Regions from separate parts of the Homo sapiens genome. Here all the other regions are linked to region 5. The links are chromatin loops, found by intact Hi-C in ENCODE. Cell type or tissue: heart left ventricle. All regions are shown on one strand. Region 1 has its middle 33 kb from the start of MIR3164. Region 2 has its middle 16 kb from the start of LINC01488. Region 3 has its middle 4.6 kb from the start of LINC02953. Region 4 has its middle 33 kb from the start of SMIM38. Region 5 overlaps CCND1 (cyclin D1). Region 6 overlaps IGHMBP2 (immunoglobulin mu DNA binding protein 2).

Region 1 (5,000 bases), 530 kb after region 5:
GTGACAAAATCATTGCTTAAGCTATGATGCTGCCACTGCACTCCAGCCTGAGTGACAGAGCAAGACCCATCCCCAAAAAAATAAGTAATTAGGCCAGATGCAGTGACTTATGTCTGTAGTCCCAGGGCTTTGGTAGGCCAAGGCGGGCAGATCACTTGAGCCCAGGAGTTTGATACCAGCCTGGGCTACATGGTGAAACCCAATCTCTACAAAAAATACAAAAATCAGCCAGAGGTGGTGGCATGTGCCTATAGTACTAGTACAGTCTAGGCACTGGACTATACTATAGCAGTAGTCCCAGCTACTTGGGAGGCTGAGGTAGGAGGATCACTTGGGCCTCGGAGGTCGAGGCTGCAGTGAGCCATGATTGCACCACTGCATTCCAACCTGGGTAACAACGCCAGACCCTGTCTCATAAATAAATAAATAAATAAATAAATAAATAAATAAATAAATGGAAGGAGAAAGTGAACATAGGACCCAAGCTCAGTAGCCCCCACCACACCCAATTCCTGCTCTGGCCTTGCCCCCAAGAGTGCAGAAGAGAGGCATGGTAGTCCTCCCCTTGCTCCGAATTTCTGTTCCTGTATCACCGTGATGCCAGGCCATTTCAGGAAGGGGCTCTGAGCCAGCCATGCTGAGGTCTCACCACCATCTCTCTGTGGGTGACCAGTCACACAGGATCTCTTCCTCAGATGGTCTTCCCTGTGGTCTCCCCACAAAGCATCCTCCATCCTAGACTCACTGCTGCCCCAGCTCCTGCACTCAGCTGTCCCCAGAAGCCTGAGCCAGGCACCCTTCGTGCCCCACACACCCACCACCTATGTCCAGCCGCTCGGGCAGCCCGGGGCAGCCATGCCTGTGACGTTCAATACCCAACTCCTGGAGTCATGTAACGCCCAGAGGGACAGAGACAGAGGCCCTTCTCGCTCCCCTTCCCCAGCGCCTCGCTCAGGGCTGAGCACAGGATGGATGCAAAGAACAGGGAAACTCCACGGAAGGAGTTCCTGAAGTTTCTAAGGACACTTTCCGTACAGTTCAGGAGGGGACGCTGCACTGTCCCTGATGCTCACCACGGTCTGTCCCTCCTGTCCTAACCACGCTCCCCGTACAGCTCAGGAAGATAACACTGCACTACCCTGATGCTCACCACGTCTCTCCCTTCTGTATTCTTCAGGCTCCAAAACGCTTTCACATTCTCTCTCTCAGCCTTCAAAGTAACACTACCTAGGGCTATACCAGGCGACATTATTCAGCTTTACAGAGGAAAAAACTCTGATCCCCAGGATAAACGATAAATGGCTGCTCATCCCAAAAGACGTGGCCATATTTGATTATTCTGAGTCATCCCAACCTGACACAAGGTACCCTTGGGGACAGGGGGGCAGACAGAACACCCTGGGAAGCCCCCAGGTGGCTTCCATGTGACGAGAATTGGTAAACTGAGGGCTGTGTTGGGGTTTGCCCCGTGGGCCGGGTGCCCTGGGCAGCCCAGGCCTGGCAATAACTCACCCTGAGCTACCTCAGTTTACCTGGCTGTGAAATGGACTGGGAAGACCAGGTCAGGGGTCCCAGGCAGGGTCGGGGGTCAGGGGTGGGGTTCGCTGTGGCAGACAGGTGAGGGCCTGCCCCACCTAAAGCTTCTGCTACTCAGCAACCTCCAGTCACTGCTGGAGGGGGCCGGCCAAGCAACACCAGGTCCTCTGGAAATTGAGATGAATTCATGAAACCTCCTGTAGCGGCCTGCATGGTGGCTTCGAAAGACGTGTCCACGTCCTAACCAAATGTGGCCCTATTTGGAAACAGGCATCTGCAGATGCAATTAAGGACCTTGAGGTGAGATCATCCTGGAGAACCCAAAATCCAATGACCAGCCTCCTCCTGAAGGCTCAGAGGAGAGACACAGGGAGAAGAGATGGGGGCCACATGAAAACAAGGCGGAGACTGGAGCGGGGCAGCCACAAGCCACAGGGCACCTGGAGGCACCAGGGCAGACAGAGGCCGGGGTCCCTCCCTGGAGCAGTCGGAGGGAGCGCAGCCCTGCCTACATCTAGATATCGGGCTTCGGCCCCAGCACTGGGAGAGAAGGCATTTCTGTGGTTTCCAGCCCCCACCAGTTTGTGATCTTTTGTTACGGCAGCCGCAAGAAATCTCCCAGCTGACACGGCCGGCTCGTTTCTTTCACTAGTACTGAAGGCGCCAGAACATATGTCACGGCCACCCTTGTCCTGGGGGTCCCGGCCAGCAAGGCCTGGACTCCAGATCACAGCCCTGCACTGGAAGTCAACGAGGAAACAGCCCCCAACATGTGACGTCGAGGAGGCGAAGCCCACCTCCCAGGCCGCAGGCTGCTCTCTGGAGAGTGGACGGTGACACGCCTCCTTCAAGGACCCTGGCTATGACGGCCTTTGTAAACTGCAAAGTGCCTTCCAGGTTACACGGTGGGGTTATGAATGGGACTGAGTTCCTATCTCCCGAGAGTGAGAGTGCGAGTTCCTGACCCATGCCCCACCCCAGGAACGGCCAGGGCACAGAGGCCAGTGCCGGGAGCCGGACGCTGAAGGTCCCGCAGTGGCCTGCAGCACCCCTGGGGCTGCACCCGCCTGCTGGGAGAGGAGCGGCCCCGCCCTCCCCCAGGGGAGGCGGCCGTCACATGGCAGAGGTGCCAAGCTGGTGAAAGGCCGCCCTCCCTGTCCTGGCACCGCCGTCCACTGCAAATGCCTGGCCAGAGTCGGTGCCAGCAGCCTTCAGGGGCTGTCATGTGCCCAGGCTGCTGGCAGCTGCTGGTCAAGGGGCCTTGCCCTCCCTCTCTCTGGACACACCTTTGATTCGGAGGAATGTGTGTGTGTGCTTTTTATTCCTTGAAGGGGAAAAAGCTCTCTCTCGGCAGAATTCTTCCCGGGACCCCGGCTGCTGACCGCTGGTGAGGGGTCCTGGGAAGGTCAGGCCTCCGAAGGGACCTCCGCCCCTGCCTTCCCACCACCCTCCCTGACACCGCGAACACACTCCGTGCCTTCTGTTGCTTGGGAAGGATTAGAGGGTCGTGGCTTTAAATCCCACCTCTGAGATTATAAATCCTGGAATCCAACCCTGCCTCCGAGCTGGTGACCCTGGGCAAGTCCCTCCATCCCCCTGACCCACAGCTTGTTCATCCACATCATAGGGATATTCCAGAGGGCTCGACAGAGGACTAAGCACAGTGAAACCGTGCTCCTTCTCAGCTCCACAAGGGCACTCTGAGAGTTTTCACCTTCCGGGGGTTATTAATGATGACGCCAGGGCGACAGGTGTCGCCCGGGACTTTGGGGCAGACTGGGATGTTTGGCAGGCTCTGATTAAATAAGATAACGTACATCAATAAGATAACATCCTTGGCTCAGGCCTCCTAGCAAGTGCTCCGCAAACACTAGTGATCGCCACTCCCAACTTCTCCCAATCCAGGCTACGTGCCCGTGGTCCTGTCACCAGCTGCTCCAAGCTTCAGTCTCTGTAGGACAGAGCTGATCACTTGGAGCTGAGCCTTCCTAGGCCACGCTGGTCGCAGAGCAACTGCCCTGCAAGGGAGTTTCATTTATTCATAATAAATCCTATGTTAAGGCTGAGAGTGAGAAAAGCCTTTTTGTTTCTGGCATTTTCTCTCCTAAGCAAAGCCTGGTGCAGACAGAAGGAAATCATGATCCGTCCATCTCAGCACCAGGAGTTCTCGGTGGAGGGCCCATTGCCAGGTAGAGGGACTTCTGGAAGAGCAGCCATAGGTTCCCAAGGAGCTGGAGGTCATGCGCCAAAGGTGCAGGTTTTGCTGGGTTCACAAAGGGGCCGAGGGGCAGGGGCCCAGTGACCACCTGGCCTCAGGCCCCAGAAGGACCCCTGTAGGCAGCTCGGCATCACCAAGGGCAGCTCCCAAGAGATCATCAGGAGCCTAGAGGCCACCCCCATGTGAACAATGGGGCCCTGGATCCCTACGAAAGAGGGTGGCAGAGCTGGACATGAAGCCGGCACCTGGCACAGGTCCTTCTCTTTCCTGGGTGAGGCCTGGGGCTCTCCCATTCTGGAAGGCATGAGCATAAAAGCACCTCCCTGTGGCACCCCCAGCCCCTACGCCCGGGGGCCAGCTTGCCTTTTTGCTCCACACACCAGGGTCATCCTCACGCAGTCAGGGAAAACATCCCTACCCCTCGGTCCCCACAATATTCCAAACCCATCACTGAGCACTTCCGAGCGAGAGCTGGGCCACAGCCTCCCTGACCTTCCAGAAGGGCTGTCGCACAGCCTGTTTGCTAACATGAAAAAACCGGGCTCAGAAAGGTTAGGTAACTTGTTCAGATCACACAGCTGCGAGGGCTGGGCTCGAGCCCAGGTCCATCTGGCTCCACCGCCTATGTTCTGGGCTGAGCTATAAAACTGCACACCCCTCACCCACCTCCCCACATACTGGTCCGTCTATCCCTCGGCCACAGTGCTCAGAGCTGCCTCTGGCCCCAGAATGCATGGAGGTGGAAGGAGACCCAGGAGGAAATGAGACTCATGGAAAGGGAATAACGTGATGAATGCAGCACTAGAGCCCAGAGACAGGGACAGGGGAGGCCTCCTGAAGAGGGGCGTCGGGGTGGGGCAGGTTGGCCAGGTGGGGACGAGGGGACAGCAGAGGGAACAGCAGTGGACACGCACAGAGAGAGACAGCAGAGGGAACAGCAGTGGACACGCACAGAGAGAGACAGCGGTGCCATGTCCAGGCAGCTGCAGGACGTTCTCGAGGCTGCCCTGAGTGAAGGTGTGGGGAAAGGAGGGGCCGGGCTTCGCTGGGCATTCTAGGCTCAAACCAGGGGTTGGGGCTTTTCTCTTAGATTGAATCCTGAAGAGCCATAGACAGTTCTAAGCCCAGGGTGAGTGACAACACTGACCATTTGGAAGTGCCCACCAGAGGCCACGTGTCCCAGAATGAGAGGAGTTAGAACAGGGAGTTGCCGGGAGGGGAGATGGCACTGAGCTGAGGGCGGGGA
Region 2 (5,000 bases), 150 kb after region 5:
CCTGTTTTGGCCCACTGGACACTATGATTGAAAGCACAGGTTCCAGCTTGCAGGTTTAAGTCCTGGCAATGACCTTGGGCAAATGGTTTGCCCCTCTGGTCCTCAGCGCCCTGCCCTGCCAAGTGGGGCAGCAGCCCCTGCTGTGTGAGAGCCTGCATGCTGGTGGCAGCAGCTGGACCCTAAGCAGGCTTCAGCCCTGGACACTGCAAATTGTTCCCTTGAGCTTCCATCACAGTGCTGCCGGAGGCGCGGGAAGGCAACATGGTGTGTTGTAACACGCTGCCTGGTGGGAGCGTCTCTGCTAGGCCTCGAGGGCCCTCCTTTGAGGTTGGCCAGGAAGGGGCAGGAGAGAGGAGAGCTGGGGCCAGCAAAGCAGGCTCAGAGACGCCTCCAGATTCGGTCTGAGTTGAAAGGGCTCTGGTCGCAGTGTGGAGCAGGTGTGCCCTACATTGCAAATCCCACTGGGTCTTCTCATTGCCCCACAGCAGCCCCAAGAAGCAGGTGGTGTCGCTCACTCAAGCCCTGGAGTCAGGAAGGGACAGAACAGGGACTCGCCCAGTCTCTGCAGGTTCCCGCCAATGCACTCCTACCTCCTGCTTGCACTTACTCCTCATGATGAAGTCTGTACAGTTCCAACCACTGTGTGGGTTACAGCAAAGAGGCTTCTCTGAGTAGACAGAGTGAAAGGGGTGGGCTGGTCTCATGGTCAGGGCTGCCGCTGGCTGGGCACCTGCTGCGTGTCCCAGGGTGAGCTGGATTCTTAACCATTCGGCTTTACACACCTTCCACTTTAGAACAGTTGCAGCTTCACGGAGAAGTTACGGACACAGCAAGAGCTCCCGCGTGCCCCACACCCAGCTTCCCCTACTGTGAACATCTAATATTAGTAGGGTGTGCTTGTCAGAGTTAACGAACTCATGTCAATGCATTCTTGTTAATTAAGGTCTGTAGTTTGTTTGGCTTTCCCACAATACCCTTTTCTGTCCCAGAGCCCCATCCAGGGCCCCACGTGACACTGGGTCACCCCATTTCCTGAGACTCCCTGGGCTGCGGCAGCTTCTCTCTTTGCTTGCTTGTGACATCCTCACCAGTTTTGAGGACTGGTTTTGAGGATTTCACAGAATGCCCTTTAGTTGATCTCATAGTTGGACTGGGTTATGGGGTTTGGGAAGGAAGACCCCAGAGGGAAAACACCCTTCTCATCACACCTGCCGCTGGCAGGTGCTGAAGGCATGACTTATCTCTGTGGTCCCCTTTCTACTGAGGAAGGAGGTACAGCAGCTCACAGAGGTGACAAGCCTGGAGGAGGCGGAGTGGGCCTCATCACCCAGGGATGTATCTAGGGCTCGCTATCCCCCTGCCTATACCTGCACTTGCATATACCTGTACCTGCACCCGCATATACCTGTACCTGCACCCGTCCACCTATACCTGCACCTCTCCACCTGTACCTGCACCTCTCCACCTGTACCTGCACCTCTCCACCTATATCTGCACCCCTCCACCTATACCTGCACCCCTCCACCTGAACCTGCACCCTTCTACCTGTACCTGCACCCCTTCACCTGTACCTGCACCCCTCCACCTATACTCACATTTGTACATACCTATACCTCCATCCCTCCACCTACCCACACTTGCACATACCTTCACCTGCACCCCTCCACCTACACCCGCACCCCTCCACCTATACCTGCAGTCCTCCACCTATACCTACACCCCTCCGCCTATACCTGCACCCCTCCACCTGTACCTGCACCCCTTCACTTATACCTGCACCCCTCCACCTACACCTGCACCCCTCCACCTACACATGCACCCCTCCACCTATACCTGCACCTCTCCACCTACACTTGCACCCCTCCACCTATACCCACACCCATCCGCCTATACCTGCAGTCCTCCACCTATACCTGCACCCCTCCACCTATACCTGCACCCCTCTGCCTATACCTGCACCCCTTCACCTATACCTGCAACCCTTCACCTATACCTGCACCCTTCCACCTACACATGCACCCCTCCGCCTATACCTGCACCTCTCCACCTACACTTGCACCCCTCCACCTATACCCACACCCCTCCGCCTATACCTGCAGTCCTCCACCTATACCTACACCCCTCCGCCTATACCTGCACCCCTCCACCTGTACCTGCACCCCTTCACCTATACCTGCACCCCTCCACCTATACATGCACCCCTCCACCTATACCTGCACCCCTCCACCTATACCTGCACCCCTCCACCTATACCTGCACCCCTTCACCTATACCTGCACCCCTTCACCTATACCTGCACCCCTCCACCTACACATGCACCCCTCCGCCTATACCTGCACCCCTCCACCTACACTTGCACCCCTCCACCTATACCCACACCCCTCCACCTATACCTGCAGTCCTCCACCTATACCTCCACCCCTCCACCTATACCTGCACCCCTCTGCCTATACCTGCACCCCTCCGCCTATACCTGCAACTTGCACATGCCCATACCTGCACCTCTGCACCTGGACCTGAACTGCCTATACCTATACCAGCATTTTCATCAGGACCCTTTGGAGTTGAGGCTCTGAGTCCTGATGCCCAGGTCTCAGGCACTGAGGGGTATCAATTGGCCCCAGACAGTAAATGCAGCCTGCTTCCAGGGGCAGACATCCACCCCAACCCCACTCTGGCTGGCGTTCCTGCACAGAGGCTGCTGCAGTGCCCTGTGTGTGGGGAAGGGTGCGCCTCCCCTGTGGTCTCCTTTCTGGGGGCCGGCCCCCGCCCCCACCCCATCCCACCACAGAGCCTGATATCTGGGGGTGAGGTCATCGTTATTTATGTGATGGCCCTGCTGCCCGGTGGTGTTTGCACACAAAGGCCCCGCTCTGGGACTGTGCCATGCGGGCCGGCATTCCAGCACATTCCTGCAGCCCGCAGCCCAGCCCTGGACAATAGCTCGCCCTCTCTCCTTTGCCGGGCCGGCCTCTGTGAACAGAGCACTGTTGACAGCCGAGGCTGCTCTCACTCCCGAAGAATTCCAAAAATGGAACAATGTACGCCCGGCCTGGGACTCTCAGGCAGCTGCTCAGAGCAGGGCCCTGGAAGGCTGCGGTCTGGAACTGCCTGTGTAGCTGTCCTTTTGGCCGGCATTTCAATGGGAACCTGGGGCAGGGCGGGGCGGGGGGGCGGGTGGGCGCCACGAGAAGAGAGGAAATAGAAAACACCCAAACCAACCTGGAAGCAAGCCAGCACTTCCCTGGCCGCACAATCCCCGTGGTGAGGAGGCTGAGATGGTGGGCTCAAGCACACTGTGCTGGCCAAGTCTATGCAGGCACTGACCTTTGCCCAAGACCTGTGAGTGGTTCCCCAGCTCCTAGATCAGCTCCTGCCTCAGACAAGTAAATGGGGGTGGCAAGGCAGGAGTGACACATTTGAGCAGTGGGGGAATGAGGGAGAACGAGAGCCGGGACCCCTGCATCCTGGTCCAGGGCTCAGGCCACTGCTGCCTCCCAAAGATCTGTCCTCAGCCCAGGTGGGGACCACCCTGCTCCTGAGTACAGTGCCCCCCTGCATTGCAGTCTCAGGACAACTTCTGAAAGCCTGCTGTGGCTGGAGGAATGACCACACCTGGACGTCCACAGCCACTTGTCCCAGGATTTCTCTATCCTGCAATGCGGCCGGATAATTCTCTGCTGTGGGGACTGTCCTGGGCCCTGTAGGGTATTTAGCAGCATCTCTGGCCTCTGCCCTCCAGATGCCAGTACCAAGCCCCTTCAGTTGTCCCCACAACTGTCTCTCTGTTGGGGGCAGAAAGAAAAGAGAGGGAAGAGAGAACATCCAAACCACCCTCAAAGCAAGGTAGAGCTCCCCTGAGTGCATGGTGCTCGTCAACTCAGGAAAGCACGGATAATGCTGCCGGAAGTTGGTTCTGCAGCTGGCGAGGTGGCCACCCGGGACAAGGATGGCTCTGGCGCCATGCCCGTCTTGGACTAGAAGGAAAAGACAGAAGGACGAGTCTGCCTGTGAGTGATACCAACACGGGAAAGCAGAGCTAGAGAAGGAGGGATGGAGACCCCAAGTTCCGATGACAGACTCCTGGAACCAGCTATGCCTGAAGCTCTTCTACATCAATTAACCCTCTCCTTTTGGCTGTAACCAGTTTAAATTGGTGTTCTGTCGCTTGTAGCTGAAATTTTCTGCACAACCCACCTTCTTCACCCGATGGCACGCTGCTGTCTCTTCCCAGCCAATCTTGGTCAGGAGAAACATTCACTGTTGCTGCAGGGGGCTTGGGCTGTCATGGCCTCCCAAACCCAGCTGAGCTTGCTGCATATTGTTAAAGCCCTGCGGGTGGAGGAGAGCAAGGCATCCCGTGCCCCTCAAAGTCTGCCACCAGCACGGTCATCCCAGCTGCCCCACCTGCCCCAGGAGCTCCTGTCATCAAGCCCTGCCTCCTCTTTTCTTCCCGGAGCTCACATCATCCCCAGGAGGTACTTAGGACCAGGGATCTCAGGCCTGGTGCAGAGGTGAGGACAGAGGTGTAGGAGCTGGGACTCGGCCCCACACCCTTCAAGTTCCCAGTTGTGAACGTCTGGGCCCTGGGATCAGCAAAGCCAGCCTCCCCTCCCGGCCATGTGTTTATGCTGGACATGAATGGAGCCCCTGGAGGCCAGGAAGGGTGAGGCCTCCAAAGCCCTGGGGAAGATCCTGGTAGGGGGACAACCCCAGGCTGGATGGGCTTTGAATTATCCAGGTGGCACCAGAACCTCAGAGGCCTCTTTCACAGGCGGGAATGATGTGGCAAAGCCCAGCTGGCCCCAAGTGGCTTCACATATTCCACAGGGAGCAGGGACCCACTCACTTCCCAGCAGCCCCTGTGTGTGTGTGTGTGTGTGTGTGCATGCGTGTGTGCACCTGCACACCCATGTGTGTGAGTGTGTGAGTATCTAGCAGGGGCTGGTGAGGTGAGGGCAGCTTCTTCCACCTTCCGGGCTCTGGGTGGGTGTCCTGAT
Region 3 (5,000 bases), 220 kb after region 5:
GTCCTGCCAATGGGGTGGCTGACCAGAGCCAGGCCTGGCCAGTCCCAGCCCTCCTGCCAGCAAGGACGCAGATCAAAGCAGTGCATGGGCTGTTTGATTTTCTTGTAAGGTCTTGCTGAGTGGATAGTTTCACCCTGGGCTGCTCAGATCTCGGCGACAGAAAGGGAGAATGTGTCCTCTGTCCTCTCACGCCCTGTGTCTGTGCTCCTTGCAAAGGTTGTGAACACATTCACGTGGATTTAATTAATCGCCGCAGGTGCACGTCCACCTCTGCCTTTCCCTCTCAGTGGGTTCCCATGTTTCCACATGGTGGGTTGAGTGTCTGCACGCTAACTGGCTTAGACGTTTGGACGGTCTCCATTGTCAGCATCATTTATTCATTCAACAAACATCCACCGAGCATTTCCTGACCGCCAGATTCTCCTTTGGGTGCTGAGGGTGCAGCGGTGAACAAGTCACCATCCTCAGGAGCTGACATTCTGTAGTTCAGGGAGATGAACAATAAACCAAATAAACAGTAAGTAACCATGAGATGGACCATGTTGGGTGGGCATAAGTGCTCTGGAGAAAAACACACAGGCAAAGGAGTGCGGGGGGATTGGGCAGGTGCCTCTGTGGATACCAGGGCCAGCTCTGACCTTCCTGAGGGGGGCGGTCTGAGCAGGGGTGGAGGGGTGCCGGAGGGAAAACCTGGATGCCAGGGTTGGGGAAGTTGCTTCAAGAAAGCGCAAAGCCCCCAACACGAGAGCTTGACTGGTGGGGAAATGCGGGAGTTTCGGTGGGCTGGGGCAGGGTGAGCGACGAGCATTGAAATAACAGGACGTGGACGACGACGATCAGCAGGTCTGTCTCAGCAGGGGCCTCGTTACATGGGGCGGGGAGACTATTTCCTTGGGATCAGTGTTTAGGCCTAGAATCATTAGCTTTGGGGCTGCGTACATTTTCATGGCCCTGGCTCAGTAGTTGTTATTTCTGTACTGTTTTCCCTCGGTCCTGATCCAGTTTATAGTTACCACCGACAGGATATGATAATCATGCTAACCAACCCTTCCTGAGCACATGCGTGCTTCACACGTGTGAACCTGCTGATGCCTGCGTGAGCGTTGGCTTCATCACATCCTCCCCAGCACCTGCTTTTCTCATTTTAAAATAATTTTGTTAACATGAAGGTGTAGAACACCTCTCTCTGGACTTTGCTGATTTTAACTGGAATTTTAAAAATCCCCTAATAAGAAAGGCAGGCCAGGCGTGGTGGCTCACGCCTGTAATCCTAGCACTTTGGGAGGCTGAGACAAGCAGATCGCCTGAGCTTAGGAGTTTGAGACCAGCCTGGACAACATAGTGAAACCCCATCTCTACTAAAAATGCAAAAAATTAAGTGGGCGTGGTGGCGCACGCCTGAAGTCCCAGCTACTCCAGAGGCTGAGGCAGGAGAATCGCTTGAACCTGGGAGGCGGAGTTTGGGGTCAGCCGAGATCACGCCACTGCACTCCAGCCTGGGTGACAGAGCAAGACTCTGTCAAAAAAAAAAAAAGAAAAGAAAGGAAGGAAGAAAGAGAGAGAAAGAAAGAAAGAGAGAGAGAGAGAAAGAAAGAAGAAAGAAAGAGAGAGAAAGAAAGAAAGAAAGAAAGAAAGAAAGAAAGAAAGAAAGAAAGAAAGAAAAGAAAGAAAAGAAAGGCAGCCATAAGTGAACCCTAACACCAAGCTTGCAGAATTAAATGAGCAAATCGTGTCGCCTCTGCCTGCCTTTCTACCATCATTGCATACGAAGCTTGTTACTTATGTCTTCATCTCACTGTGTCCCCAAATCTGGGGCTGTGTGAGCTGATTTGGGGTGGGACACAGATGGCTGGGTTTTAGCCCTATTGTGAAGGGTGACTTTTAATGTGTAATCTATTTATGGCAAGTGACGTTGATCCACCACATATGGCAGTGCTATCAAGTAGCCAGTAAAAGTACATTTATTTAAGAAAATAAGCAGAGTGGAAGCATCGTGTCAGTGATGGGACAGGTGGTATTCAGCAGCCTCAAGGTGCTGGCGGCAGCTGATGTCTTAAAGACTGCACTGTCTCATTTAATCATCCCAAGCACGGATACTGGAGGGAGTCTTTTTTTTTTTTGAGACAGAGTCTCACTATGTCACCCAGGCTGGAGTGCACTGCCACAATCTCGGCTCACCGCAACCTCTGCCTCCTGGGTTCAAGCGATTCTCCTGCCTCAGCCTCCCGAGTAGCTGGGATTACAGGTGCGTCCCACCATGTCTGGCTGATTTTTGTATTTTTAGTAGAGATGGGGTTTCACCATGTTGGCCAGGCTGGTCTCGAACTCCTGACCTCAAGTGATATGCCTGCCTCGGCCTCCCAAAGTGCTGGGATTACAGGCATGAGCCACGGTTCCCGGCCTGGAGGAAGTCTTATTAGCCTCATTTCATGGAGGAGAAACTGGGGCTCCAGGGCATGGAGGCTGCCTGTGGCCACGCAGCCTGGGAGGCTTGTCAACCTCCTTTGACAAGCACGCCACCTGCATCACAGAACAGCTGCATTTCTAATGTCAGGCTTCTGCTTACATGCAGTTGGTCTTCTCCTGTGAATGGGGAAACTGAGGCCTTGGAAGTCAGTCAGCAGGTCAGGACACAGTTCAGCCCAGAGCCGGGGCTCTGGCCCCATCCAGGGGCTCCCCCAGCAGCCAACTCTGCCAGCCTTTGATGCCTCGCTGAGACAGAGGGTCTGGACAGTGGCCACTCACCCACTGGGCCCACATCCCCACAGGCCTGGGCTCTGGACGCTGGAGGCCTGAGGCTGCACCCCAGGTTGGGGCTGGCCTACCTGCCACGGGGCCAGGGCTGGGTGCTTTCTGCTGAGTCACTAACAAAGCTCAGGCCTGACCACAGGACATTTTTGAGATTCCAGGGCTGGTTCCACAACGGCCGGCATCGGCCCTGCGGCATGTCCGGCTTCACCCTGCCCAGAATCACAGCCTCACAGAGTCTAGAGGGCCCGTGGGGACGGGAGTCCTGGGAACCGAGGTTGGGAGACAATGGGTGGCCCCTCGGTGTGGTGTCCTCTGCTCACCCCTTAGCAGGACCCTGACGGAACTGGGTACAGGCAGAGATTCATCTTCATGGCAGGACTTCAGGCAAGAGAGGCCCCGGGGTTGAAGACAAGGGGCTCAGAGCTTGCTTTTTATACACTTTCAAATTTTCTCAGAGTAGAACAATTTAAAAAAATATAAAATATGGTTAAAAAATTCTCCTACTTAAGACTCCCAGACCCCTAGTTTTCCTCCCTAAAGGCAACTGACATTACCAGTTTCCTGGGTATCCATGCAGGGATATTTTATGCATAAACAACCAAATCTCTATACATGTCCATAGAGAGAGGCAGACGTATCTGCATGTGCATAAACACTCGTGTGTGTGTCCTTTTATCCCAAAGGAAACACTTCTTTTTCCCTTGACAAAGGACATCCTCTGCATCTAGCTTCTAGAAAGTGCTGCCAATTTGGGGACCAAGGGAGGGAGGCTGCAGAGGAACATCGTTTGGTCAAATGTGAAATGTGATCAGGAAGCCGGTGCTCAGCAAACTTATCTGAAGCTCTTGGGGACCCCACAAAGATGAGCGGGTCCCCTTCCCAATTTTCGGACCGTCTTGGCAGAGGCTCCCTGTCATCAAGGACCTGAGGTTGTCACAGCCGGATGGTGTGGGAGCTGGCACTGCCGGGGCTCCCGCTGCCTGGGACACGTACGGCTGCCCAGTGATCCTGAGCGCCGACCCCTGAGCACCTCAGTGTCCGTGACTGTGGAGCGGAGGTACGTGCAGAACCAGCTCTGTCTTCCCAGACACTGTCGCTTTGGTCTAAAGTGATGTAATGTTGCCACGGAAATTCTAATCCCTCCCATCAGGCAAAAATACTTCGATGGGACTGTGTTCTTTCAGCAGAGAGGGTGTGCATTTGAAGTATAGATTTGTTAAACATAGATGCTGAGAACATGACTCTGCTTGGCGTTCCATTTAATTGACCAGAAACCCGAAAAATGTCCTGGTCCTCTTCTTAAGTCTGGGGGTAGCTGCTGCCCCACTATGCACCATCGCTTATCTGTTCTTTTCTGCCCCCTGCAGCAGGGAAGGGGCTCTGGAAGGGTCTGAATCTGGTGTGTCCAGTGTGATCCCTGCACCCATGCCCGGAGCTGTGCCTGGGACCCTGCCCCAAGCAAAGTAATAATCTGAATGATATCCTCAAAGGAGCCTGGCTTGGGCTAACAAGGAAGAACTTCCAACGTGGAGAGCTGTCCTGGCACCATTTCTTCCTGCTGTATTAGTTGAAGACCTACTGTGTTCAGGGCCGTGAGCCAGGGCACAACCACCCCTTGGGAGCACACTCTGCCTCAACCCTGGAGTGGCTCCGAAATGAGTCTTCAGTCCACAAGACTGAGGGTTGCCAATCCTTCTCGGTGAGCCGTGAGGGTGATTCCTCCTTGGGCTTCAGGGGCAGGATGCCCTCAGAAAGATGCCCTCCACTGCCCCCGCACACTTCAGGCTCCCCATGACCCTATGTGGGGAAGGTGTTGTTGCAAGAGGCCCATGGGTGTGTGGGGGTAGTGGGGCTTGTTGGCTGAGCAAGAGCTCAGGCAATACTGCCCGGGTGGAGATTCTGGGACTTTGCACAAGTTGATTCACCTCAACCAGCCTCAATTTCCTTGTCTGTAAAATGGCGCAGTAGTAGTCCTTGTCTTACCGGGTTGTTATGCAACTTAAATAAGAATATCGAGGCCAAGCGCCTAGCCCAGTGCCTGACATGTCGAAAGTGCTTGGTGGGTGCCAGTCTTTCCCCTCCTCATCAAGTCCTGTGGCAGACAGGCCCCCCAGCAGAGCCGGACCTGCCCTGGGAGTCAGGGTAGGAAACAGATGAGGACCTCAGCCCGGGACTGGCTCCCCTTCGGCCAGCACTGTGCAATAGGAAGACTATGTCAGCCTCACCTATAATTTTTAACTTTCTAATGG
Region 4 (5,000 bases), 520 kb after region 5:
TTTTTTTAAATATATTTAATTTTAATTATTTTACATTTAAAAACTGAAGCAATAATTGGATTATTTGTAACTCAGAGGATAAATGTTTGTGGGATGGATACCCCATTCCCCAGGACGTGCTGATTTCACACTGCATGCCTGTATCCAAACATCTCATGGACCCCACAGGTACATACACCTACTACAGACCTGCAGAAAAATTCATTAAATTTAATTTTTAAAAACTGAAGCCATGTGGGCCAGGCGCAGTGGCCCACGCCTGTGATCCCAACACTTTGGGAGGCCAAGGCAGGCAGATCACTAGGTCAGGAGTTCGAGACCAGCCTGACCAACATAGTGAAACCCTGTCTCTACTAAAAACACAAAAATTAGCTGGGCGTGGTGGTGTGCACCTGTAATCCCAGCTACTCAGGAGGCTGAGGCAGGAGAATCGCTTGAACCCGGGAGGTGGAGGTTGTAGTGAGCCAAGATTGTGCCACTGCACTCCAGCCTAAGCGACAGAGTGATACTCCTTCTCAAAAAAAAAAAATTAAAAATACTGAAGCCATGTGAAATAGCCTCTTGTTCAACACAACTTTATTGTCTAGGTAGGACATTCAACATGTAGTGTCTGAAGTAAGAGGTGCTCTCAATGTAAGTACCAGGTTTTTAAGACTAGTACATACAAAAGAATGCAAAATATCCCAATAATTTTGATTATGTGCTGTTTCAATATTTTGGATGGATTGGGTTAAATAAAATGTGATTAAAATTCATTTCACCAGTTTCTTTTTACCTTTTTAATGTGGCTACTCAAAAATTGTAAATTATCTCTGTGGTTCGCATGACAAATGCTGCCCAACTTACGATGGGGTTACGTTCCAGCAAACCCATCCACTGAATCAAACGCATTGAATCCACCTGAACATCATAGCGCAGCCTGGCCCACCCTATGTGTGCCCAGATCACTGCCATTAGCCTACAATTGGGCAAAATCATCTAACACAAAGCCTGCTTTATAATAAGATGTTTACTATTTCATGGAATTTACTGATGTTCTACTGAACGCATATGGCTTTCACACCATTGTGAAGTCAAGAGATCCTTAAGCTGCATCCTAAGTTGGGAGCCATCTGTCTACAGCTGACCCTTAAACAACACGGGTTTCAACCTATAGGCAGGTTTTCTTCCACCTCTACCACCCCTGAGGCACAAAGACCAACCTCTCCTCCCACTCCTCCTCCTCCTTCCTACCCCTCCTCCTCTGACTTAGCCTCTTTGATGTAAGATGACAAGGATGGAAACCTTTATGATGATCCACTTCCACTTACTGAATAGTAAATATATTTCTCTTCTTTATGATTTTCTTAATAACATGTTCTTACTTTATTGTAAGAACACAGCATGTAATACATGTAACATACAAAATATCTGTCCATCAACTGTTGATGTTATCAGTGAGGCTTCTGGTCAACAGTCGACTATTCGTAGTTCAGTTTTGGAGGAGTCGAAAGTTACATGCAGGTTTTCACTGCATGGGGGAGGGGGTCGCAACCCTAACACGTGCATTGTTCAAGGGGAAACTGCGTGTCTGTTGGGCCCCAGTGTTTTGGGGCCTTTGCTGATTTGCTCCTTTTGAACTCGCCAGTAAAGGTGGTAATAAACGTAGCAGAACCCTCGCCGGCCCTCCCGAGCACCAGTCTGGGAGCTAAGCTTACATTCTCCAGCTGCCCTCAATGCCCCCGCATTCCGACAAGATAGGATCCATTGATCCCTATCCGGGCCCAGAGAGATGGAGTAACTTGCCCAGGTCACACAGCAAGGCCTTGGGGGACCTCATATCTACAGGCCTGAGGTGGAGGCCCTGGGAGGGCGCCTGGTCTCCTCTCCTCCCTCCAGCTCCTCAGCCACATTCTGCCCTGGATTTTCTCGGGGATTGGGGGCCTTTCTCAGTTCCTAAAACCAACAGTGAATCCAACCCCAGGAGCGCCTCCTCTGGCCGCTGTCTACTGGAACCAGGGGAGGAGAGAAGTGAGACCAGAGACTGCAGACCTTGAAGGCTAGAACAGGGAAGGGGGAAGTGGGCCAGCGGGGAGGGTCGTGGCGGGGGCACCCAGGGGTACAAAGGTACTTAGCCCCTGCAAGGGCCAGGAGGGAGGGCAGGGGGAAGTAGGAGGACCCCACCCGTCGCCCACTCAGCAAAGGACTCTTGGGCACCTGGCGCGCACTCACCACCATGCTCAGTGTTGGGTGCAGTGGTGGGTGGGGCCTCAACCTCACAGAGCTGGCATTCGGCGGCAGGGACAGGTGCTGACCACCCTAATGGTCAAGCGGAATGCTTGCAGGGTGCAAGGTCACAAAGTTCTGGGTTCAAACTCTAGCTGGGCCCCACTATGTGACCCTGGGCTACCGTGGGCTGCAGCCCGCTGGCGTGAGGAGAGACCTCAAAGGTGCAGGGAACTCTGGGGCTTCCCCCACCACGGGTAGAGGAGATTCAGAGGTCTCCGCAGAGCGCACAGAAAAGCCAGCTCTGCCCCAGCCCCCTCCCCGCCCTCACACCCAGCCTGAGCACTTCCTTCACTCCCTGGATCAAGGCTGCATGCAAGATGTCACCGGCTCACTGGCTCTGCAACCTACGTCTCTGCAAACCACTGATGCCGCCCACTCCCGCCTCTCACAGGGAGCTGACTCGATTTGCCCGAGGTCCCTGAGCTGGCAGGAACAGATCAGAGTGTTCTGGCTCCCCTCCCCCCGCCCCCCCGCCATGGGTCTAGCAGATTAAAAGAAAACTTCCCCAGGAAGGCTGCAGAGACACACCCAGCCCTGTTTCTGAGATCACAGGCGAGGAGCCCAGAGGCAGGGACAGAATGACAAATGCTTCTTAGGGGACCCAAATGCCTCCCGTTCTGGGTACAGAGTGCTGCCCTATTATCCACCAATGCAGAGAGCACTGCTGCAGGGCGAGGGCTCCGGAATGTTTGCAGGACGCATAGCAGAGCTGTGAGTCAGCCGAGGCAGGGAGGAGGCCGCACAGCAGGGCGGGCAGGTGGGGAGCCGGGCGTGAGGTCAAACCCTCCATGCAGAACTAGGGTAAACAATGGCCCAGGACCAGCCCTTGGGCGGCATTCTCCATGGCCCAGCCCAGGTAACATCGGAACTGTGCCCAAGAGGAGGAAAGGCACTCGCCAGGAGGGAAGCCATTTGCCCTGGGTCCTGCCGGGATTTGGGGCCAAGATTCTGGACTCCCAGCACAGTGCTCTCTCTTGGCCAAGCGCTGCCTGGGCATGGCTGTCCCTGGATATAAATGAAACCTTGTAGATTTGAAGAGTATTCTAGCCGCCCCGGAAGGCTGGCTGCTCAGAGGTGCTGTCTCACGATGGGATCATATACGCAGACATGGGGCCCTACCTCAAACTGGCCGTGCGACCTGGGGCAAGCCACTTATGGGTCTGAGTCCCAGATGCCCCACCTGGAAAAGGGACAGGAATTCCTACCACCCCAGGCACATGTACAGTTCCAATGAGATAAGAACCGAAGCACCCGCTGTGTGCCAGGCACTGGGTAGGGGCTTTTCACGTGGTATCTGTTGTCTGTGCTGTACCCTCTCCACGTTAGGGAGGCAGAAACTGGCATGTGGAGAGGCCAGCTTGCCGTCGGCCACACTCTGAGGATGTGGCAAGGCCAGAATCTGCAGGTTCATGCCCTCTGCAGTGCAGTGCCTCCAGCAGGCTCCCAGAGGGCATGGGACCCTCCGCCCCAACCCGCCTGTGAGCCCCTCAGAGCCTGGGAAGACACGTGCGGGTGCAGCTGCAGGGAGGGCAGGGCTGATCCAAAGGCTCCTTGGGGTGGGGAAGGATGGCTGAGCCGGGATCCACTTTCCACATGGGTCCTGAGCACACTGCTCTTCACTCCAAGTTCTCGGCCACTTGGGATCACGCTCTTCTTTAATTCTCCAAGCAATGCCTCCCACTGCCCTCGGAGCAGTACACTCCACCAGGGGCCTCCCCAGAGTCCCTGGGGATCGGGCTGAGACAGATGGGCAGGGGCTTGACTCCCTCCGAGCTGCCCTCCGCCAGCTGCCTCCACTCCTGTTCTCAGGCCCACCTTGCCCCCTGCCCCTCACTGGGCACCCCAGGGTCATGGTGGGGGCAGGCGGTCCCAAAGGCCTAGGCTCTGGATGACTTGCATTGAATAACGTTCCACTGCTCCCAGGACCCCCGTGCAGGGTAGCACTGTCTCCCTCTCTCCAGCACCTCTGCCTGGCTCCCACGGCCCTCCCCCCCGACCAAAACCACCAATTCCGAGCCTCAATGATACAGAGTGGTCCAGCCAACCTTTCACCAGCTACCCAAAAATCCCAGGGGAGGTAGTCAGCTGGGCTTGATGACAGCCACCCCAGCCCTGGGGGAGCCACTCCCAGGCAGGACACCTCCTGCCTCTCAGGTCATACCCCTTCCTAGATGCCCACATCTGTATGATGGGGATGAGAAAATCTTCTCTTTATGGAAGAAAATCTACAGAGAGCCCTGAGCAGGAGCCTGGCATGGATATAACACGCACCCAACAGCTGCTGCCACTTCCTTCCCTGGGAGGGCCTTCTGCAGCTCGGCGCCCTCAGCCTGTGCGTGGCTTTGCCCCCTGCACATTTGGTAAGTGAAGCTCAAGGCTGAGACCAAAGGCACACAGGGGCGTGTGCATGCTTGAGTCTTATGGGTACGTGCTGTGTGCCTGTGTGCATGCATGCCCAGGCAGGTACGTGTGTGTGGGTGTGCAGAAACATGTACGTGTGTGCATGCATGCCCAGGCAGGTACGTGTGTGTGGGTGTGCAGAAACATGTATCTGTGTGTGTTGTGTGCAGAAGCATGTACATGTGTGTTGGTGTGCAGAAGCATGTATGTGTGTGTGCATGTTTGTATAGATGTGTTGTGCCTGTGTGTGCATGTGGGCAAGTATATGTGTGGCTCACATAAGAAAGTTCCTTAAATTATAACACCTTGGAGTATGTCACACTTATTGCTGC
Region 5 (5,000 bases):
CGCTTCTGCAGGGAGCGACAGGTTCTAGCTGGCTCCGCACCTTGTGCACCCCCCCGTCTCCAGGGGCACACACAGCGTGGAGTCACTGGGGCCACGTTGTTTCAGAAGCTCGTGCCCCCACCCCAGTGTGTGGTGCTGTCTGTGCTTAGATTAGGAGCCACCCAGAATTAGACACCAAAGCTCCAGGATTTGACCCTATCCGCTGCCTGGTTGTAAAGGGAAGTGACAGCTGTCCCGGAAGCTCCTTGGCACTGGACGTTCCTCACCTGGCCTCCCACGGAGCCAAGGGCGCACCTGCCCTGAAACCCCCATGCGTGAGTGTATGCAGCATGTGCACACCTGCTGGGGACCTGGGGCCAGGAATGCCTAGTGCAGGGAGAACACCCAGCATCACCTTTAAATGTAACCTTTGCCACGTGGAGGGCAAAAACACCTTCCTAGACTCTTTCCCACGCCTCCACCTCCTTCAACCTGTTTCTGACTTTAAGCAGCCGTAAGTCACTCTTGTCTCCACAGATGTCCAGCAGGAACAAGGCACTGGCTGCTCAGTTACGTTCCATGGGGTGGCCACGGGTCAGGACCCGGAGCACTTTGCAGGGGTGGGTCCCCTGGTCTCCTGCCCCTCCCTCGGGACCCACCCTGGAGTGGACTCCACAGTCACTGAGAGCACGTGCACAGCTGGGTCCCCAAGTGTCCCTCCTCCTTCACCCACCGCTGGGGGCGCCTTCGCAGACAAAGGGTGTGCAGTAGTGGGAAGGACGAGAATCTGCACCTGCCCACTGCCTCCCACTAGCACCCAGGGGTCCTGGGAGGGGAGCTCCACTGCTGGAGCCACCCTGTAGGGAGGCTGTGCAAGAACCACGCCCCACGTTCTCTCCAGGAAACTTTGCATTTCTCTGAAGCCACTTTCAGCTCCATAAAAGGCTGTCTGGAGTCTCCGGAGGCCTCTCTCCTCTGAGGAGCACCAGCCAGAGAATGCCTCCCTGTCTGCCGCATGCCCCCCCACCCCAGACCCATCCAGACTGGTCGACATCCTTGGCATCTTCATCTGCCCACCTTGGGGACTCGCTTGGAAACGTGGGGGAGGGGTTCATGCCCCAAGCAGGTGGAGGAGGTGGGGGAGGCCTCACGCCTAAACCAGAACCCATTCTGGAATACCGGCTGCGGGCTACCGGTGTCAGAAGGGAGCTCTGAAGTAGGCTTGGGGGGCTCTGCCCTCTGGGGAGGGGAGAAGATGCTACTGCCTCTTTGATGCCCCGTGGGCCTTGTGGCCTAGGTCACCCAGAGTGAGCCCCCAAACAGATGTGACAACTGAGGCTTGACCAAAGGTGGGCCACAGCAGAGCTGGGTGGGATGGGGCCATGCTCCCCCATGAAGGTAACCAGGCCTCCTGGGCCAGGGAAGGAGGCGGTCACAGGGGGGTCAGAGGCAGGGCTGGGGACAGCAGGAGGCGGCACCCTGTGTATGTGCGAGTCTGTCCCCACTGGGTTCTGGGGCCAAGGCCATGTCAGGGAGGGGCCTCTGGGGCCATGCCAGGGGAAGTGAGGACTGGGTGCTTCTGCTGCCCACGGTGGCGGCCCAAGCTGAGAGTGCTCTGAAGCGCCCCCTCAGGGCTCAGCTGAGCCCGGCTGGCTGCCGGCACCCCTGGCAGGGCCTCAGGCAGCCGAGCTCCTCTGCTGGACACCCCTGCACTCGGCTGCCCAGAGCACGTGGTGCAGGCAGGCCGACAGCTCTCCCCGCCCCTGGAGGCGCCTCTGGCAGGTGGCCCAGCCTGGGAGAGGCCAGGAGGGGGCCTCTGCAGCTCAGGCTCCTTAAGGACACAAGAAGGGCTGGAGGTGGGTGGAGAAAGGAGGCGGCCCTGTGGCCAAGGTAAACCCCTTTCAGCATGGAGTGGCCACAGGCTGCCTGGCCTGAAGGACGAGGCCAGAGTAACGGGACACAGGCAGGCTGAGCCGTCCACACCAATGCCCAAGGTACTGCATGGTGGCCGTGAGGGAGCAAATCTCCCTCCATCCAGCGCGACAAACAATCCAGGGCCTCTGCTCACCAGAGCTGGAAGAGCGCTCTCCAGCGCAGGAGGGGGTCTGGGGACATCTTCCCAGACAGCACCCAGGTGGAGAGCAAGAAGCCGGCCAGGGTCACCTAAGGAGCCGGCTCTCAAGGGGAGGCCGGGGGCTGCCGGGCCTGCCCTACCTGTGGCACAGAGGGCAACGAAGGTCTGCGCGTGTTTGCGGATGATCTGTTTGTTCTCCTCCGCCTCTGGCATTTTGGAGAGGAAGTGTTCAATGAAATCGTGCGGGGTCATTGCGGCCAGGTTCCACTTGAGCTTGTTCACCAGGAGCAGCTCCATTTGCTGCGAACACAGGGTGAGCGGCCATCAGGGGAGGTGCGGGCCAGCCCGGGGGCGCGGGGAAGCCGGCAGCACGGGGGCCGGGCCACGCCGCACCTCCGGCTCAGAGCACTGGCCCCTGCGTCTCGTGCGGTCCTGGATGTTGGAGGGGAGGGCTGGCGAATGCTGGGGACTCAAGGGAGCTGGGGCAACACGCAATCCCAGATCAAAACAGAAAAGGCGCCCGCCGCGTGAAAAGACTCTGCAAGTGGAAACAAAAAGACCTCCCACCACCTGGAACTGGAGGCTCAGCGCCGAGCGCGGCGCTCCTCGTGCAGCCGCTGGAGGGCGCGCGCCGCCCACTTTTCGGCCACACCGCGGGGCGCGAACGCGGTGGGAGTCGCAGGCAAGCGCACACAGGGCGGCGGGACGAGGGCGGCTAGGATCCCGCCCGCTCCCCGGACAGGGACGCCCGGCGGCGGGGCCGCCCTCCCTCGGAGGAGCAGATATGTCAGAGGCGGGCCGGCCGCCACCGCCTGCACCTTCCCCGGCCCCGTGGTCCTGCGTGCGGCTCGCGGGGGGCGGGGGGCGGCGGGGTCCAGTGGTTACCAGCAGCTCCTCGGGCCGGATGGAGTTGTCGGTGTAGATGCACAGCTTCTCGGCCGTCAGGGGGATGGTCTCCTTCATCTTAGAGGCCACGAACATGCAAGTGGCCCCCAGCAGCTGCAGGCGGCTCTTTTTCACGGGCTCCAGCGACAGGAAGCGGTCCAGGTAGTTCATGGCCAGCGGGAAGACCTCCTCCTCGCACTTCTGTTCCTCGCAGACCTACGGAGGCACGGGGCCCGTGACCGCCGCCGCCAGGTCGCGCCGCCCCCCCGCACGCCCCCGCACCCCCCATCGCGCTTGGCAGGGCCGCCAGGTCTGGAGGGCGCCGAGGGGTCGGGGCTGGGGGCGGCAGGAGCTTCCCGTGATGCGCCCCCTCCCCCGCGCGTCCCCAGTACCCACCCTCCCCGAAACTGAAAGGGAAAGTCCCCGCGAGGCTGGCACGGTGGGGGCGGGAGCGGGCACAGCTGGGCGGCGTGCGCGGCGGCGCGGGCTGCCGGCCCCCGGGACCCTGGCCCGCCCTGGAGCTCCGTGGTCCCTCTGACTGGGGGTCGACACCAACTGGGGTGCGGGGCCGCGGAACGGGCCGCGGGGTTGGGCGCCGCGCCTGCGAGACACAAAGGTGGCGTCCCAGGCCGCCGCGCCGCATTTCCCCAGACGTCATCTTTTCAAAAAATATTTAAAAATATTAAAAAAATAACTAAGTGCATAAAAAAACCCTGAAAATGACCCTCGGGCGACCCTTTACCCAGGCCGGGGGTTGGGAGTTCGTTACAGGCTCCGGGGGGAGCCCCAGGAATTCAAACTCCGGGGCCCCCCCTTCCCCCTGGGCGCGGGCGGCGTTTCCCTCTCGCAAGGGCACCACGCCGCACTTTCAAAAATTATTTTAAAATACTTGCGGGCCCCTCAGGCGCCCACCGAAGGTCTGAAAATGTGCTCCCAGGCCCCCGGCTCGCTCGGAGAAGGTCCTCCAAGCCGATATCCCTGCAGACGGGGATCAAGCCCTGGCGTCTTGGGGGCCACGCGACCTTGCAGCTCGCCGTGCTCTCCGGCCCAGGCTGCCCGTTCGGGGCGCCCCGGGACTCGCTGCTTGAACAAAGGCCCCCCCTTCCCTAGCGGCGTCCCCCCAAAACTACCCATGCCGCGTCCCTGCGCCCCTCCCGCGGGCTCCCGGCAGCCGCGCGGCCCTTAGCTGCGGCCCCAGCGCCCGGCGGCCGCTCCCCGCCCCCACCCTGCCCCCAATTATTAATAAACACTTTTGCTTTGCAATAAAAGAGCAAAGATGGCGCATAATACTGGCACGAGCGGCCCTTGCATACGTGTCCATGGATATTAATTTAAAAATCAAATCTATGCCCCCTCCCCCCGGAGTTGGCGGCTCCCGGCCGCTGAGGCGCAGCCGGGCTGGGGCGCAGGCGGGGGACACAAAGCGCACCCAGCCTGCCAGCCCGCACCCTCGGGCCCATTGGGGTGCCCCTGGCACTGGCTTCTCCCGAAGGCACCCCTCCCGGACCCCCTTCTCCCCTCCCACGAAACGCTACTTCTAGCACCCCCACCCCCACCCCTTCCTCCTTCAGAAAATACCCGCAATTTTTATTTTGAAAATACGGATCCCTAGAAACACCACGGCAAACTTCAAAGTTCTAGCGGGAGAGAAGGGAGGGGGGTGAGTAGCAAAGAAACGTGGGTCTGGGCAACAAGTTGCAGGGAAGTCTTAAGAGAGCCGCCCGAAGCCCCGCACCTCCAGCATCCAGGTGGCGACGATCTTCCGCATGGACGGCAGGACCTCCTTCTGCACACATTTGAAGTAGGACACCGAGGGCGCGCAGGTCTCCTCCGCCTTCAGCATGGCCCGCAGCACCCGGTCGTTGAGGAGGTTGGCATCGGGGTACGCGCGGCGGATGGTTTCCACTTCGCAGCACAGGAGCTGGTGTTCCATGGCTGGGGCTCTTCCTGGGCAGCTGGGGAGGGCTGTGGGTCCTGGCTGGGTCCGCGCTCGGCTCTCGCTTCTGCTGCCCCGCGCTCCCTCGCGCTCTTCTGCCCCTCGCCGGAGCGTGCGGACTCTGCT
Region 6 (5,000 bases), 720 kb after region 5:
CAAACCCCGGGGTGGGAAGAGAACCTGACTTCCAGAGTTGCTACATTCTATTATTTAAAATCATCCATTTTCAACAAAAAACTACAAGGCACGTAGAGAGTCAGGAAAATATGGCCAATATTCAGGGGAAAAAAGGCAATCAACAGATACTTGAGGCCAGGAGCAGTGGCTTACGCCTGTAATCCCAACACTTTGGGAGGCCAAGGTTGGTAGATCACCTGAGTCAGGAGTTCGACACCTGCCTGGCCAACATGGTGACCCCATCTCTACTAAAAATACAAAAATCAGCCAGGCGTGGTGGTGGACGCCTGTAATCCCAGCTACTCAGGAGGCTAAGGCAGGAGAATCGCTTGAACCTAGGAGACGGAGGTTGCAGCAGGCCGAGATCACGCTACGGCACTCCAGCCTGAGCAACAGAGTGAGACTCCATCTCCAAAAAATTAAATAAATAAATAAATAAACTGGATACTAGAGAAAGCCCAGATGCTGATCTTACTAGACAAAGACTTGAAATATCAGCGATTCTAAGTATGTTCAAACAGCAAAAGGGAAACAAGTCTAAAGAAATAAAATATGAGAATAATGTCTCACCAAATAAGAGAATATCAATAAAGAGACAGGAATAATTTTTTAAAAAGTACCACACAGAGGCTGGCATGGTGGTTCATGCCTGTAATCCCAGCACTTTGGGAGGCTGAGGCAGGCAGATCATGAGGTCAAGAGATAGAGACCATCCTGGCTAACATGGTAAAACCCAGTCTCTACTAAAAATACAAAAATTAGCTGGGCGTGGTGGCAGACGCCTGTAGACCCAGCTACTCGGGAGGCTGAGGCAGGAGAATTGCTTGAACCTGGGAGGCAGAGGTCGCGGTGGGCCGAGATCACACCACTGCACTCCAGTCTGGCGATAGAGCGAGACTCCATCTAAAAAAAAAAAAAAAAAAAAAAAAGCACCACACAGAAATTCTGGAGTTGAAAAGTACAATAACTGAAATTCACTAGAAGGATTCAACAGGAGAGAATGATCAGCAAACTTGAAGAGAGGTCCATTGAGAAGATCCAGCCTGAAGATCAGAAAGAAAAAAATGGAGGAAAATGAACAGAGCTTCAGAGATCTGTGGGGCATTATCAAGTGAATCAACTGATTCATAATGGGAGTTGTAGATGGAGACGAGAGTAGAATAAGGGCAGAAAGAATACCTGAAAAAATAATGGCTGAAAACTCCCCAAATTTGATGAAAAACACGAATCTAAACATCCAAGAAGGTCCACAAACTCCATGTAATTTACTCACAGAGATCCACACCTAACACATGATAATCACACACTCAAAAGACAAAAGACGACACTTGAAAGCAGCAATAGAGTAGCAACTTGTCACATATAAGGAGCCCTCAATGAGATCAATAGCTGCTTTCCCATCAGAAAGTATGCAGGCAATGGAATGACACGTCCAAAGGGCTGAAAGACTGTCAACCAAGAATTCTATACCCAGCAAGACTATCCTTCAAAAAATGAAGGAGAAACTAAGACATGCCCAGATAAAGATGAGCTTAGAGAATCTGTCACAGCAAACCTGCCCTTCAAGAAATACCAAAGGGAGTCCTTTGGAGAGAGTAACTCAAATCTACATGAAGAAATAAAGGCAACTACATGGGTAGATATAAAAGACCCCATAAATGTATTTTCTGCTTGTGACCCTTTTTTTCTCCTGTCTGATTTAAAACACAACTGGATAAAGCAATAACTACAAAGCCAATTAGAATCTAGCCAGGTGTGGTGGCTCACTCCTGTAATCCTAGCACTTTGGGAGGCCAAGGTGGGCACATCATTTGAGGTCAGAAGTTCGAGACCAGCCTGGCCAACATGGTGAAATCCAGTCTCTACAAAATATACAAAAAAAATTAGCTGGGCCTGGTGGCATGCGCCTGCAATCCCAGCTACTCAGGAGGCTGAGGCACAAGAATCACTTGAACCCGGGAGGAGGAGGCTGCAGTGAATCAAGATTGTGCCACTGCACTACAGCCTGGGCAACAGAGTGAGATGCTGTCTCAAAAAAAAAAAAAAAAAAAAAGAACCTGGACTCTGTTCCTTAGAGCAGCCCACCAGCTGAGAGGTTGTGGCAAACAGACTCTAAGGCAGGGATGTGCAATCTTTTGGCTTCCCAGGGCCATATTAAAAGAAGAAGAATTGTCTTGGGCCACACATAAAATATGCTAACATTGACAATAGCTGATGAGCTTAAAAAAAAAACACAGAGACAAAAATCTCATAATGTTTTAAGAAAGTTTATAAATTTGTGTTGGGCCACATTCAAAGTATCCTGGGCTACATGTGGCCTGCAGGCCTTTAGTTAGACAAACTTGCTTTAAGGTATGCCCCAGGATCCTGGCCACTGGTATTCACATCTTGCATAATCCCTTCCCCTCAAATGTGGGTGGGGCCTGAGACTTGCTTCTAATCCACAGAACAGGGGAAAGGTGATGAGATGTGACACCCTTGATAACATTACATAAGACGATAACCCATTGTGCTAGGAGACTATGTCTCTTGCTGGCTTTTAGGAAGCAAGCAGCCATGTTGGCAAGGCCTAAGGGCAAACAGCTAAGAGCGGCCTCCAGCCAACACCCAGCAAGAACCCACAGGGAACTGAATGCTGCCAACAACCACGTGAGCCTGAAGAAAGATCCTTTCCAGGCAAGTTTCAGATGAGACTGCAGCCCCCACTGACACCTCGATCGCAGCCTTGTGAGATCCTGAGCACAGCACCTTGTTCAGCCGGGCCTGGGCTCTCCGCCCAGATAAACTGTAGAATAATAAACGTGGGTTGTTTTCAGCTGCTACCTTTGTGGTACTATTATCACACAGGAACAAACCAGAGGTCTCACAAACACATTCCTAAACCCCAAAAGAGTGGTTGACAAGATTCCCACAACAGTCACAAGGTACACAGCTCTGTAACGGGAGTGCTCTCTCCTGGCTACAAGAGAGAATGTGCGTCCTCCACCTCTGCCCAAGATGGAATAGCAGGGACTGCATTTACTCTCCCATCTCAAATAACAACCCCCCCAGCCAGTTATTTAAAATTTTTTTAAAATAACTGAAACCACACTCTTCAGGACACTAGACAACAGGTAACAAAGAAAAGTAACCCCTGAATAACGAGAGACAAAGGAGGTGAGCCCTGGGGTTACCCCAGCTTTCTGCCTTGAGAGTTTCCAGGAGAGAGTACAGAGAAGGGGCAGCCAGGTAGAACCTAGAAGGCTCCCTGAGTTGAGGAGACAAGGCTGAGAATCTGTGGCGACCAATGCAGGCAGAGTTTCCAGGACAAAATGCCAAAGAGACTGCTACACAGAGAGAAAAAACCCCAGAGATCTGCTGCGAGATTCCCTTGGGTATTGTGATTAGCACATGCTTAGGAGAAAACTACTCCAGGCCTGGGAAAAATACCATCCAAAACAATGAGAGAAAAGTGCCCAGTGCTCACACAAGGCCGGGAACAGCACCTAATCCCACCAGTCAAACTCAAAAATCTCATGATACAGGGTGCATTGGGTAGAAAGCTCAAAGGGTCTTACCTCAGTACAGGGGAATATTAACCCTGGACTAAGCACTGATCCAGACCCTAACACATCTCAAAAGCAAGACTCAAAAGGATTAAACTGTTTACAAGTAACTTTACTGCTTCCCAAAACCAAGCACAAGAATATTATAGGAGACTGGGCGTGGTGGCTCACACCAATCCCAGCACTCTGGGAGGCCGAGGCAGGCAGATCACTTGAGGTCAGGAGTTTGAGACCAGCCTGGCCAACATGGTGAAACCTCGCCTCTACTAAAAATACAAAAATTAGCCGGGCATGGTAGCGCATGCCTGTAGTCCCAGCTACTCGGGAGACTGAGTCAAAAGAATCACTTGAATCCAGGAGGCAGAGGTTGCAGTGAGCCAAGATCGCACCACTGCACTCCAGCATGGGTGACAGAGCAAGACGCTGTCTCAAAAAAACAAAACAAAAAAACAAAAAAAAAGATTATAGGAATACAAAAATATTCAATATTCAGCATGCAACAACGTAAAATCCTCAATGTCCGGTATCCAAACAAACATTAGCAGGCCTACAAAAAGGTAGGAAAACACAACCACTCAAGGGGAACAGTTCATCGAAAGAGACCAAAAATGACACAGGTGATAGAGAAATAATAGTCTAGAATATTCAAAACAGTTATTATAGTTGTATTCCAAATGTTAAAAAAATTAAATAAGAACATCAAAGATATAAAAAGACTCTTATTTCTGGATGTCAGATGAAAGTTACACTGGATGGGACAGATGTGAGATTAGGCATGAAAGAAGGAAATTAGTGAACTCAGCAATAAGCAAGTATAAAGGTTCAGCTGTGCAAGATAAATTCTATAGATCTGCTGCACAACACGACGTCTATAGTTAACAATATTATATAGTACACTTAAACATTTAAGAGGGTAGATCTCATGTTGTGTTCTCACCACAATGTTAAAAAACATGAGGCCGGGTGCGGTGGCTCACACCTGTAATCCCACCACTCTGGGAGGCCAAGGCAGGCGGATCACGAGGTCAGGAGTTCGAGAGCAGCCTGGCCAATGTGGTGAAACCCCGTCTCTACTAAAAATACAAAAATTAGCCAGGCGTGGTGGTGTGCATCTGTACTCCCAGCTATTCCAGAGGCTGAGACAGAAGAATCGCTTGAACCCAGGAGGCAGAGGTTGCAGTGAGCCAAGATTGCGCCACGGCACTCCAGTCTGGGTGACAGAGTGAGACTCTGTCTCAAAAAAAAACATGAAGCAAATAGCACCAGGGCAAATCATAGTCAAATTGCTTAAAACCAGTGATAAAGAAAGCATCATTTTCTTTCTTTTTTTTTTTGAGACGGAGTCTGGCTCTGTCGTCCAGGTTGGAGTACAGTGGTGCAATCTCAGCTCACTGCAATCTCCGCCTCCGGGTTCAAGCGAGTCTCCTGCCTCAG

What was found. Hi-C counts contacts between places; a loop is a spot of excess contacts. Peaks named below come from ENCODE experiments on the same cell type or tissue, not always from the same donor. Only the 100,000 strongest peaks of a DNase experiment are listed, where the experiment ranks them.
Region 1: a loop joins it to region 5, with 4 times the contacts of the local background. A loop is called at or near these places in 102 of 110 quality-filtered maps.
Region 2: a loop joins it to region 5, with 4 times the contacts of the local background. A loop is called at or near these places in 28 of 110 quality-filtered maps.
Region 3: a loop joins it to region 5, with 2.5 times the contacts of the local background. A loop is called at or near these places in 4 of 110 quality-filtered maps.
Region 4: it touches region 5 in a loop (5-fold over the local background); 35 of 110 quality-filtered maps call a loop at or near these places.
Region 6: it touches region 5 in a loop (2.8-fold over the local background); 4 of 110 quality-filtered maps call a loop at or near these places.

Annotation. Positions count from the first base shown.
Region 1 is chr11:69,113,457-69,118,456 of GRCh38, reverse strand. No RefSeq gene overlaps it. Among named protein-coding and RNA genes, the nearest start is that of MIR3164, 33 kb to the right of the region's middle. In heart left ventricle, no CTCF peak of the experiment used is centred here; a DNase peak (open chromatin) is centred at 2,705; H3K27ac peaks cover 834 bases.
Region 2 is chr11:69,495,356-69,500,355 of GRCh38, reverse strand. No RefSeq gene overlaps it. Among named protein-coding and RNA genes, the nearest start is that of LINC01488, 16 kb to the right of the region's middle. RefSeq lists enhancers at 220-754, 2,288-3,101, 3,102-3,917, 4,097-4,639, 2,590-5,000. In heart left ventricle, a CTCF peak has its summit at 2,924; a DNase peak (open chromatin) is centred at 2,955; H3K27ac peaks cover 1,343 bases.
Region 3 is chr11:69,418,605-69,423,604 of GRCh38, reverse strand. No RefSeq gene overlaps it. Among named protein-coding and RNA genes, the nearest start is that of LINC02953, 4.6 kb to the left of the region's middle. RefSeq lists a cis regulatory region at 2,855-2,865 and enhancers at 2,788-2,932, 2,492-3,066, 3,641-4,216. In heart left ventricle, no CTCF peak of the experiment used is centred here; a DNase peak (open chromatin) is centred at 2,844.
Region 4 is chr11:69,120,889-69,125,888 of GRCh38, reverse strand. No RefSeq gene overlaps it. Among named protein-coding and RNA genes, the nearest start is that of SMIM38, 33 kb to the left of the region's middle. RefSeq lists enhancers at 2,279-3,094, 2,814-3,108, 4,866-5,000 and a silencer at 2,814-3,108. In heart left ventricle, no CTCF peak of the experiment used is centred here; a DNase peak (open chromatin) is centred at 2,990; H3K27ac peaks cover 875 bases.
Region 5 is chr11:69,641,185-69,646,184 of GRCh38, reverse strand. CCND1 (cyclin D1) reads right to left here. Exons shown (of 5, transcript NM_053056.3): 1 at 4,674-5,000; 2 at 2,939-3,154; 3 at 2,194-2,353. The coding sequence starts at 4,871. Among named protein-coding and RNA genes, the nearest start is that of CCND1, 2.5 kb to the right of the region's middle. RefSeq lists enhancers at 1,793-2,537, 4,056-4,758 and silencers at 2,754-3,013, 3,144-3,203, 3,294-3,433. In heart left ventricle, CTCF peaks have their summits at 1,631, 2,473 and 2,672 (motif pointing right); DNase peaks (open chromatin) are centred at 1,724, 2,724, 3,390, 4,994 and 2 weaker places; H3K4me3 peaks cover 3,741 bases; H3K27ac peaks cover 3,625 bases.
Region 6 is chr11:68,922,217-68,927,216 of GRCh38, reverse strand. All of the region lies in intron 7 of IGHMBP2 (immunoglobulin mu DNA binding protein 2), which reads right to left. Among named protein-coding and RNA genes, the nearest start is that of IGHMBP2, 21 kb to the right of the region's middle. RefSeq lists an enhancer at 1-42. In heart left ventricle, no CTCF peak of the experiment used is centred here; no DNase peak of the experiment used is centred here; H3K27ac peaks cover 848 bases.